Linked DNA regions of Mus musculus: region 2 is linked to region 1. The links are chromatin contacts, found by Hi-C or POLR2A ChIA-PET in ENCODE. All regions are on one chromosome and are shown on one strand. Each heading gives the region's core, a stretch centred on a gene start or an enhancer-like site at or near the end of the contact. The rest is flanking DNA. Distances are from core to core; before and after follow the strand shown.

What was found. Hi-C counts contacts between places; a loop is a spot of excess contacts on that map. ChIA-PET counts read pairs that join two places held with the same protein, here RNA polymerase II (POLR2A).
Region 2: a loop to region 1 is called in a map of T-helper 17 cell, with 2.7 times the contacts of the local background. The contact joins the promoter of Ttll12 here to the enhancer-like site in region 1. A Hi-C loop is called at or near these places in 1 of 37 maps with a recorded cell type or tissue (T-helper 17 cell). POLR2A ChIA-PET finds 5 or more read pairs at or near these places in 4 of 5 experiments (Patski and embryonic stem cell).

Annotation. Positions count from the first base shown.
Region 1 is chr15:83,155,227-83,160,393 of GRCm38, reverse strand. It overlaps Cyb5r3 (cytochrome b5 reductase 3), which reads left to right. Exons shown (of 9, transcript NM_029787.3): 6 at 1-56; 7 at 205-290; 8 at 1,469-1,568. Among named protein-coding and RNA genes, the nearest start is that of Rnu12, 8.2 kb to the right of the region's middle. Within about 2 kb of position 2,965, at least 1 of the 3 ENCODE cell types and tissues checked has a DNase peak (open chromatin) inside an H3K27ac peak, as active enhancers do.
Region 2 is chr15:83,592,431-83,597,597 of GRCm38, reverse strand. It overlaps Ttll12 (tubulin tyrosine ligase-like family, member 12), which reads left to right and starts at 2,441. Exons shown (of 14, transcript NM_183017.2): 1 at 2,441-2,649. The coding sequence starts at 2,488. Gm52182 (a long non-coding RNA gene) reads right to left here and starts at 5,029. Exons shown (of 2, transcript XR_003951515.1): 1 at 4,305-5,029; 2 at 2,152-3,261.

The sequences.
Region 1 (5,167 bases), core at 1,716-4,215:
GTCCAACCCCGTTGTCAGGACGGTGAAGTCTGTAGGCATGATTGCAGGAGGGACAGGTAAGGGTTGGAACCCTGACGGAGCCGTGGTGGGTGTGTGTGGGAGCGGGAGGGGGCCTATGGTAGGAGGGAGGTCTGAGGCCAGGCCTGGGTATCCCACACATCTCTGGCAGGCACTCACTCAGGGTATGTGGGTCTTCTTCTACAGGCATCACCCCAATGCTGCAGGTGATCCGAGCCGTCCTGAAGGACCCAAACGACCACACCGTGTGCTATCTGCTCTTTGCCAACCAGGTCAGTGGACAGTCCCCAGAATGTGCAGGCTTGGGGCTTGGCCAGGCCCTGGGCAAGAATCTGAATGGCTCCGCAGAGATGCCAAGGATGTGTGGAATGAGAGGCAGTGCAGACATCCTGGCAGCATCGGGTGTGGGTGGCTGCTGCAGAGGGAGCACGGGGCCTCACCCTGGTCCACTCCTCCCTCCACACTTGGTGCTCCACACTTGGGGCAGCCTTTCACCTCCCGCAGATTGGGGACTTTGGTACACTGGCTGGGGCAGAGGCGGAAGTGAGGTACCCAGTACTCAAGCCCTCACAGTGCTCTGAACATGGCTGAAGCCTGGCTTTTGTGAGCTGCTGTGAGGCCTGGGATGGGTGGCTTGGCCCTTCACCTCTGCACTTCTCACAGGGAGAACAGGCTGGGGAAGCAAGGCTGTCTCGAGCCTTCCCCGGTCCCGTGTGTTAGGTTGGAATATGCAGTGATGTGATGCCTGTGGTGTCTGAGGAGACCAAGCCGAGTCCCACGTGTCCTGCAGTATAGAGGCCAAACCCTGGTACTCTGTGCTTCTCAGATATGATTCAGGTCTTTTCCCCAGGGTCTGTCTGGCAGAGAGACAGAGACAGAGACAGAGACAGAAAGAGAGAGAGAAGCTTTGTGTAAAAAAATAAGATTTATTTATTTTATGTATGTGAGTACAATGTAGCTGTCTTCAGACACACCAGAAGAGGGCATCAGATCCCATTACAGATGGTTGTCAACCACCATGTAATTGCTGGGAATTGAACTCAGGACCTCTGGAAGAGCAGTCAGTGCTCTTAACCGCTGAGCCAACTCTCTAGCCCTGAGGGAGGAGCTTAAGCTGGCAGTAAACTTACTATAGTGGAGGCTGGTCCTGAACTCAAGATTGTCCTGCCTCAGCCTCTGAATGCTGGGCTCACAGGCCTGTGTCACCATGCCGGCTCACAGGTCTGTTTATAGGAGCCTGCTGGCCGGTGGCTTTAAGGAGCTCTGTAGACATGGTGGCTGGAGAGAGCTACTGTGTCACTAGGATTCCAGTGACCATCAGCATCTGCCTCTAAGCTGCTGAGTATAACCCACAGGGGGGTGATGACTCAACCTGGGGTCTGTCCCTGGTGAGGTCCCCAAGGGCAGTCCCTGAGTCACCTGTCTTGACTGGGTGGCCTGTCTCCTGCAGTCCGAGAAAGATATCCTGTTGCGGCCTGAGCTGGAGGAACTGAGGAACGAACATTCTGCTCGCTTCAAGCTCTGGTACACAGTGGACAAAGCCCCTGATGGTGAGCACGGGAAACCCCTGGTGGAGCAGGAGGCAGCCCATGCAGTTCTCGTGGCCTGCTCATGGCTGTGGAGGAATCAAACCTCAGAGGGGAAGTGCCCACAGCCCACAGCTAGGGAGCAGCAGAGCCAGGGTGGGGACCCCAGACCTTGCTTCCTGGTCTCCCACACTGCCCCAGGCTGGCAGAGAAGTCCTCTTATCTCCTTGGGCCTGGCTCACTTTGGGGCAGGCCTTGGAGCAGTGCTGAGGGTTGGATGGCTGCTTCTGTGTAGTTGGTAACCTATAACAGCCTTTGTATGTGTGTTTTCTGGTCACTCCAGGGGAGGGGCTGGGCTGTTGAATAGCTGCTGGTTGCCCTGACTCTGCCATGCACTTGCATAAGCTGTGGGCTGAGTTCACAGTGCTGTGGAGGAGCTGTGCTGGAAGGAGGGAGTGAGACCCCGTGAGAGTGTTCTTCCTTCTCCTGCTTCGTGTAAAAATCAGGGGATAGAGAGATCACCCGAGTGTTGGGGCTCAGTCGATGGAAGGAAGGCTCGCTCTGCCTGAGGGCGCCCCGGTCTGACCTACAGCACAGCCACGTGGGACATGGTGGCGTATACTCAAAGTCTCAGCAGTCAGGGAAAGTGGGAGCAGGAGGATCAGACGTTAAGGTCATTCATTCTCAACCACATAGCAAGTTCAAGGCCAGCCTGGGCTGCATGAGACCCTGTCCTCTTAAAGCAACAAAACCCAACACTGTAAAGAAAACAGCCCCCATCCCTTCCCTGCATACTCTGAGACTGTTTCTAGTCACCCCAGGTAGAGAAGGCAAAGATAGACTGTTTCTATTAGCCCCAGGCAGAGAGGGCAATGTATTTATCTTGGGTAAAGAGCAGAAAGATCAACTCTTTGTATCTACCTTTGGTAGAGAGGCAATGATTCCACCCAAGTCCACCTTGGTGCCTAAGGAGTTTAGTGGGGTTTCGGAGGAGCGTGCCTGATGAGGGTCTCTTACTGGGACCTGGTGACTCAAAAGTAGCCGCATCGGCAAGAAGCCACCCCAGCATGGGCCCACTCGTGACCGTGCACCTTGCAGGCAACTCCACTGAAGAGTCTACTCTCCCCACACACTTCACTGCTCTGTAACCCCAGGGAGGCCCTGGCAAGTCCCAGATTTCTAGAGCTTTTTGAGCCCTGGCCTCCCTTCTCCCCCTGGCAAGAAGGAGTTTCAGTGGGAAGGAGCAGCTATTCAACATGGCCAAGCCATGTGTGTGTGAGTCAGTGGAGCACTGGGTGTGGTGTCTGAAGGGCTGCTTTTCATCTAGGAAAGAAAGGAGTGGGAGGTGGGCTTGCCAGGGAGCAGCTATCTGGAGAATGACTGCCCTCCTGCAGGGTCAGGGCCAGTGCTGCCCCTTTGTGGTGGTCTGTGGAAATGCAGACTGGGCTGTCCCAGGGCTGGTTTCCCAGGGCTAGGACAAAGGCTGGGTAGTCGCCTGGCCGGTCCCTTTATCCAGTACCACCGTGGCCCACGCAGAAGCAGCAACAGGCCCTTAAGATCCAGACACAAGGCCCACACATACGGCGAATGCTAGGTCTCCCAGGGTCACCTTTGGGACCTGAATAACGAAACACCATACAAAAAGGCCCTGTGAGCCTGGCCTGTGTACCGTGCACTGTCAGAATGCTTATGCCTAGGCCGTGCCTACACCACGCCTTGCTCCAGAGCATTCCTAGGAAGCTTGCAGTGACTAATGAGCTGAGTCAGAGGGGTGCAAATGCAATTTAGGAATGGAAGAAAAACAAGGGCTGGCCTGAAGTGGAGTCAGGCTCACACAAACCATGGCTGTGATGCCTGTCAGATACACGTGGGCCTTGTGTGTCACTCTGACATTCCTGGCAGCCAGGGTACAAAGGGAAATATGTCCCGTTACTTAGCTCATGGTATTTATGAGCTGGAGGACATTATGGATCACGCACAGTGGATTCTTCAGTCTTGGTGTTTCTTGGGACTGTATTAGTTCCTCCTGTACCTGGGAACCCGCAGAGGACACATCAGATAGGCAGCACCTTTTCAAGAAATTGTTAAAGTTATTACTGTGTGTGTGTGTGTTAGGGACTGCATTCCACAGCACATGTGTAGGGGGTAGAAGACAAGTTTATGCAGTCGAATTTGGGTCAGTAGACTTGGCTTATGACAGCAAGCGCCTTTACCCACTGAGCTGTCTCCTTGGCCTTGTGCCTTTTTTTTTTTTTAAAAGATTTATTTATATGAGTATACTGTAGCTGTCTTCAGATACACCAGAGGAGTGTATCAGATCCCATTCCAGATGGTTGTGAGCCACCATGTAGTTGCTGGGAATTGAACTCAGGACCTCTGGAGGAGCAGTCAGTGCTGTTAACCACTGAGCCATCTCTATAGCCCCCACCCCCCTTGTGCCCTTTTTTACCTTGAGCTTCTGAGTTGTTTCTGTTGGTGTTTAGGGCTTCAAGGATGCTCTGGGTTTCAAAGGGCAGACACAAGGCAGAGATGACCCTGAGTGAGGAGGACTGGAAGGATTGGGGGCCTGTGCCAGGCCTGGTGGAGCCCTGGGCCTAGGGAGCAGCCTCAGTGGCAGGTGTCAGTGGCCCAGTGGCCCTCTGCTCTGCTCCTGCCTCTTCCTGTTTACCTCTGAACCCAAGCTAGAGGAGGGGCCCACTGGGCACAGCTCAGGGGCTGGCCTGGAACCAGGTGCTCTCAGCTGGACTGGGAGGTGGCAGGATTGTTTCTCTGAGTAGCCAGAACCAGTCAGCCAGTCCTTAAAGTCAACACTGGACCAGAGCCCTCCCTAGCCTCTGTGGGCTGCCTTTTCCACGACACAGTGCCTCTTATGAGGAACAGGAAATGCTGTGCCCCCAGGCCCAAGCGGGAGAGAGGGGGTGGCTGGACCTGGACGGGGCAGCTGTTGCCTCGGCCCACGCCTAGAGTTTGAGTCTGTCACAGGGATCAGATCCTGGACTGTCCTTGCATGCGGCTACTTCCAGAGGAGGGACCTACAGCTGTCCTTGAACTCACTTCCCCTGTCTCTCCCAAGTGCTGGGATTACACTCATGAGCCTGTAATCTTGCCTGGCTTGCTCATTACTTACCAAGTAACAGTTTCACTACTGAGTGACAGTTTCACACCAGGGACCAGGATGCAGCTGTGGCTGTGAGCAAGACCTATTGGCTGACTGTGTGGTGGCAGAAGAATCAGGCAGTGAGCTGTAGCTGGGGCTCAAGGTGTAGCAAATGTCACTCGACCAGCCTGGGCTGGGTACCTCCTTAGGGAGACCAGCTGGTATGAGCTTGAACAGTTCTGGGTCCGCTGAACCTTGGTTTCTATACAGTGAAATCTGAATGCCACACTGTGGGCCGGGGGACACTTGTTCAGCATTCATGGGCTGAGTTCCATTCCTAGCACTGCAACACCGAATAATCCTATGGTAGTTGGGGTGGGGGGGGCTATGGGGCAGGTTTTCAAACTGTAAGGTGGGTGAGGGGAGCCACGAAGGCCTTGTGTTCCAGTTGTAGGCTGTCAGGAGGTAGTGGGTTTAGCAGGATAGGTTTACTGAAAGGGACGTAGAGCATCTGGGAGAGGGCAGG
Region 2 (5,167 bases), core at 1,192-3,691, 440 kb before region 1:
GTGCTTAAAAACTCGTCCTGAGAAAGGCCAGGGACTGGACTACTCTATGATCCTGAACTGTTAATAAAGTTTTTTTTTTGTTTGTTTGTTTGTTTGTTTTTTTAGCTTAAACCTTTGTCTGAGCAGTCTTCTCTGGCAGATATCCCAAAACGCAATAACCTGGGAATGAGAACAGACTAGAACCAGCAGCATTCAAAAATCATAGTCCAAGCCTGGCTGTGGTGGCACAGGCCTTTAATCCCAGAATTTAAGAGGCAGAAGCAGGCAGATCTCTGAGTTAGAGGCTGGTCTAGTCTTCAGAGAAAGTTCCAGGATGACCAAGGCTACACAGAGAAACCCTGTTTCAAAAAAGCCAGATAGATAGATAGATAGATAGATAGATAGGCCGACCGACTGACTGATAAATAAATACCATAGTCTAGTCAAGTGTAGTGGCTCACAACTTGATTCCCAACACTTGGGAGGCAGAGGCAAATGGATCTCTTGTGAGTTCCAGGCCAACTTGCTCTACATAGTGAGTTTCAAGACAGCTAGGGCTATATAGTGAGACACTGCCAGGGTAAAAAAAAAAAAAAAAAAAAAAAAAAAAAAAGTCCAAAGTGCCTTAAGCCTGAATAAAGTCTGAATACAAATCGATTCAATTTGCTAGGTAAAACTGAGGGAGGTTTTTCTAGGATCCAGAAAGAGGCCGCTGCTGTTTCCTAGCCCATGGTGGCCCCCTGCCCTTGGGGTGGAGGCAAACAGCCAACACTAGGCTATCTAACTAGAGCACCAGGGTTAGTGATACTTGCCAGTCACCAGGGACAGGGATGGAATCTTCTAAAATTGTGCTTTATTCATAGAGTCAGCAATCGGAGAAGGCAGCATTAGATCCTTAAAGGGGGCTGGAGAGGTTGCTCAGTGGTTAAGGGCACTGGCTGCTCTCACAGAGTACTGGGATTCAGTTCCTAGCATCCATATCTGTTCTCAAACATCCATAACTCCAGTTCCAGGTGATCTAGAACACCCAGAACTTCTCCTAACCTCTGCTGTTGTAAGGTAATTCCACCAGAGAATACACACAGACTCTCTGAAAGCTGAAGAGAGTCTGTGTTGCTGGCTGGAAGCTGCTTGGCGAACTTCCCAAAATCACCCAGCCCCGTCCTCACAGTTTCTCTCTCTTATGCAAGGATATTCAAACCATCACATACATCTATTGAAAAAAATTTTAAACTACCCTCTATCTCATCTCCATCTAGCAAATTATATGATGAAATGATCCATGCAGTCATTGATTGATTGTTGAGGGCTTGTGGGTATATGAGTCCATGCATACAGGGAGGGAGTGTGCCATGTGCAAGTGGAGGCTAAAAGAAGATATTGGGTATCCTCATCTGCCTTTCTCTGCTTAATTTCTTGAGACAGAGTCTTTCTCTGAATTTAGGGCTCTCTTTTCCTCGATAGACAGGAAGCAAGAAAGCGGCTGGAGGTGGTAACTTATGCCTTTAATCCCAACACTTGGGAGGCAGAGGCAAGCTGATCTCTGCACTTGTGGAATAACCCTTTTGATGGCACACCAAGTTATCACAACCTTTGAATTCAACAAGGCATTCCAAGGACTGAGAAGGCTCCTCCAATCCCTAGAAAGATCTGTCCACCTTTGAGATATAACTAGGATCCCCACACGCTGGTGTCTCCCAATGCTTGACAGGTGGAGGGAGGAAGGGTTCAAGGCCAGCCTTCGAAACAAAGTGAGTTTCTTGGTCAGATTAGTCTGAGCTGAATGTGACCCTGTGGCAATATGATGATGATAACCAAGCCCTAGCAAATGGCTCAGTGGTAAAGCATTTGCCATGCAATCTTAATGACTTGCGTTTGATAAAAATGGAAAGAGAACAGACTCTACAATGTTTTGTTCTTTGCTTTCCACAAGTGCGCTGTGACACACACACAAACACACACACACACACACACACCAAAACAAAATAAAACAAAACAAGTCTGGGAAAATGGCTTAGTAGTTAACTGCTCTTGCAGATGACCCGGTTTGGATCCCAGCACCCCATGTGTAATTCCAGTTCCAAGGGACCTGACGCAGTCTCCTAACCTTCATGAGCCATATATGCACTTACATACACACTCATACACGTAAAATAAAAGCACTCACACACGTAAAATAAAAAAATAAAAATTTTAAACTAAAATTAAAAAAAAAATTCAGGCGAAACAAGATTGCAACCAGCGCAAGGGGGAGCACCTTCTGCCTCTTCCCGACCCCCTCCCCATCTCAGCTTCACCGGCTCCTTGAGGACAATCTCTCCTGATTCTGACTCTCTGGGGCTTCTAAGCAGCGTTCCCAGAATCCCTCGCGGCAGTCCTGGGATGAATGGAGAAGACACGCCCCCAGCGCGCGTGCGCACTCTTGGAACCTCGCAACCCAGGACGCAGGCGCGTGCGCGCCGTCCGCTTAAATCCTGCGGTGGGCGGCGCCGTGCTCTTCCGAGCACTATGGAGATCCAGTCCGGGCCGCAGCCTGGCAGTCCCGGCCGCGCCGAGAGGCTGAACGCGCGGCTGCTGGACGAGTTCGTGTCGCTGCACGGCCCTACGCTGCGCGCCTCGGGAGTCCCAGAGCGACTATGGGGCCGCCTTCTGCACAAGCTGGAGCACGAGGTACGAGATGGCACGGGCTGCGGGCAGGCTATGCGGTCGAGTGGGGAGCACAGCTCAGCAGCTCTGAAGGGGAGCCACTTATAAGTTCAGGAGCAGGATGTACCTGGGAGTCAGAAGGGTACAGGCCGAGAGATGCGCCTGTGCCGCCATCCTGCAGGGTTATGGGCCCGCCGAGGATGCGCAGGGACCTGCAAACCGGCATGCGCTTGGCTCGCAGCATCCCAACGCCTCGGTTGATATATTAAGAGTAGAACTCGCGACTCCACTTACGGATGAGGAAACTGAGGCTCCGGCGGATGCAGGAGCTCCTGTTAGATTCAAGCTACACCGGCATCATTTCAGTCAGCTCTGTGCAGCTCTGCTTAGTCCGTAGAACTCTGTGGAGTTGTTTCCCACGGCGTGAGTAGCAGGTCTCCCTTTGTACACTAAAGAGAATGGAGGCCCTGAGACATGGAGACGACGCTAAGAGAGGGTTTAGAAGGTCTCCCCCATCTTTTGAGAGAATGGCTCCATCCTTCACCTGAGCTAGGCTTCCACGGGGTGCCCGGCTTCTTCCGTCGGAGAACAGGGTTTGGGTGATGAAGACAGCAGCTGCTAGGCTGGGCGGAGGGTCTTTTGCGAAGCAAGAGCTTGGTTTTTCACAGGACACCACCTCCTATCTGAGACCCACTAAGCCTTCAGGTGACTGGGAGAGTCCAAAAGCTAGGATTCCCCGGTGCCTCTCAATGGGGTAGGCTTACCCTCTTTGATCTAGTTCCACACTGTGTATGGGCCAGATATTTCCTGGTTAAGCCTATACGTAGGGCTGTACTGCAGCTCACTATAGCATGCTGGCGGTTGGGAGGCGCCTCAATCCTTAGCCCTGTGGGACAGTAAAAGAGGAGGAGCCAGCCTTGTGCTAGTGTTACATTGTTGATGGTCCTGGGCAATACCGTGAGGTTATAACTGGCCGTCAGCCCCAGGGCAAGCAGCTGTAGTGACCGGTTTGGTAGGTGGAGTATTAAGTGATTTCTCTACTTCAGTCTGATTATCAGATATTACTACATCATTGGTCGAGGCTCATCTGTCAGTGGCACCTCCTTACAGAGGGTTACTTACTCCCTGTCACTAAGTTCTCTGCTCACGTGGTGTTGGGCCCTCCTCCGCACTGCTACTTTCTGCAGACTTGCCTTGATCTCAGGCCAGTGCTGAGGTAGAACTGGACCCCCATTTATTAGTGACGATAAGAGGGTACCCAAGATGCTGCAAGGGCTGGGCTTCTTTGTTTGTTTGTTTGTTTGTTTGTTTTTGGAATGCCCTGGGACCCCACTCAGGGGCACTCTCCCTGGTCAGGTGACTCCCCACCTAAGCTGTCTGATTTGGAAAGCAGGCATGGAGAAACACCAGCACCTGGCTCCCTGAGGGGGTGCAGAAGATAATGACAGGCCACTGCACTCCACCAGTGTCCTGTCCCTTCTCACTTGGGCTGCTGTGGCCTAGTCAGGGATACCCATTTTTTTTTTTTCCCCAGGCCCTCCTGAGCCATTCCAGACAAAGCTGAGTCACCACAGTGAGACCTGCCACAAGGCCCAGAGGGAATGCTCAGCAGGACTGCATCCCTGCCTGTAGAGAGCCACCCTCCCCCACCAAGCAGGCAATCAGCTCTGGTTCCTTACCTCAGAGGGCTCCACAGAAAAGACTGGGGGTGTTTTCACACTCCCTCCCACTTTCAGGAACATCCACTGGGGTCACCTCCCTAGGGGTTTACAGCTTGACAGGTGGGGGTTGGTCCCTCCATGCCAAAGCAGAGGAACAACCAAGCCAGGCTTCAGGTTGGGCCTGCTTGTCCCCCAGAAGACCTGGGGTGAAAGGCTGGGGGTGTGGAAGACCTGAGGCCTCCCCTCACTCAGGGATCAAGAAAGAACTTGGCTGAGACTCTGCACTCCTTCTACCTAAGTAAGAGCTTTCCCCAGAGCACCAGCTTTCCCTTATCTTCTGTTTGGCCTGCCGGCCTCCACCCTGGAGTGTGGTAAACTCCCTGCTCCCCACACACATTTTTTTTTTTCATAGAATTATCAAGTGTGTGTGCGCGTGAGTTTATGCATTTGTGGAGATCAGAGGACAACTTTCAGGAGTTGGTTCTCTCATTCCACCTTGGGAAACCTGTGACCAAACTTAGGTCATCAAGCTTGGTCCCAGGGCCGTTGCCTTTACCCCATGAGCCTCTCACCATGCCACCCTCCCCTGTGCCTTTCTTTCCTCCCCACCGGTGGCTAGTTCCCTCCACACTCCAGAACTGCAGGCCTGAATCTTTCCCTCTGGGTGCTCCCTCCTGGAGGAGCCAGGTCTAGTCCTTGCTGAGCTGGAAGTCCCCTGAAGAGCCTCTTTCCTCCAGCCTCACAAAGCTTACCTGTGCCTGAGTAGGTAGGGGGTCGTTGCTGCCCCAGGGTGGGAGAGGTCTCAGGGAGAACTCGCCTGTTTAGTCCCGTGTTATCTGATTCCTGCAGCTGTCCTGCAGGGTGGGTGAAGGAACTGAGTT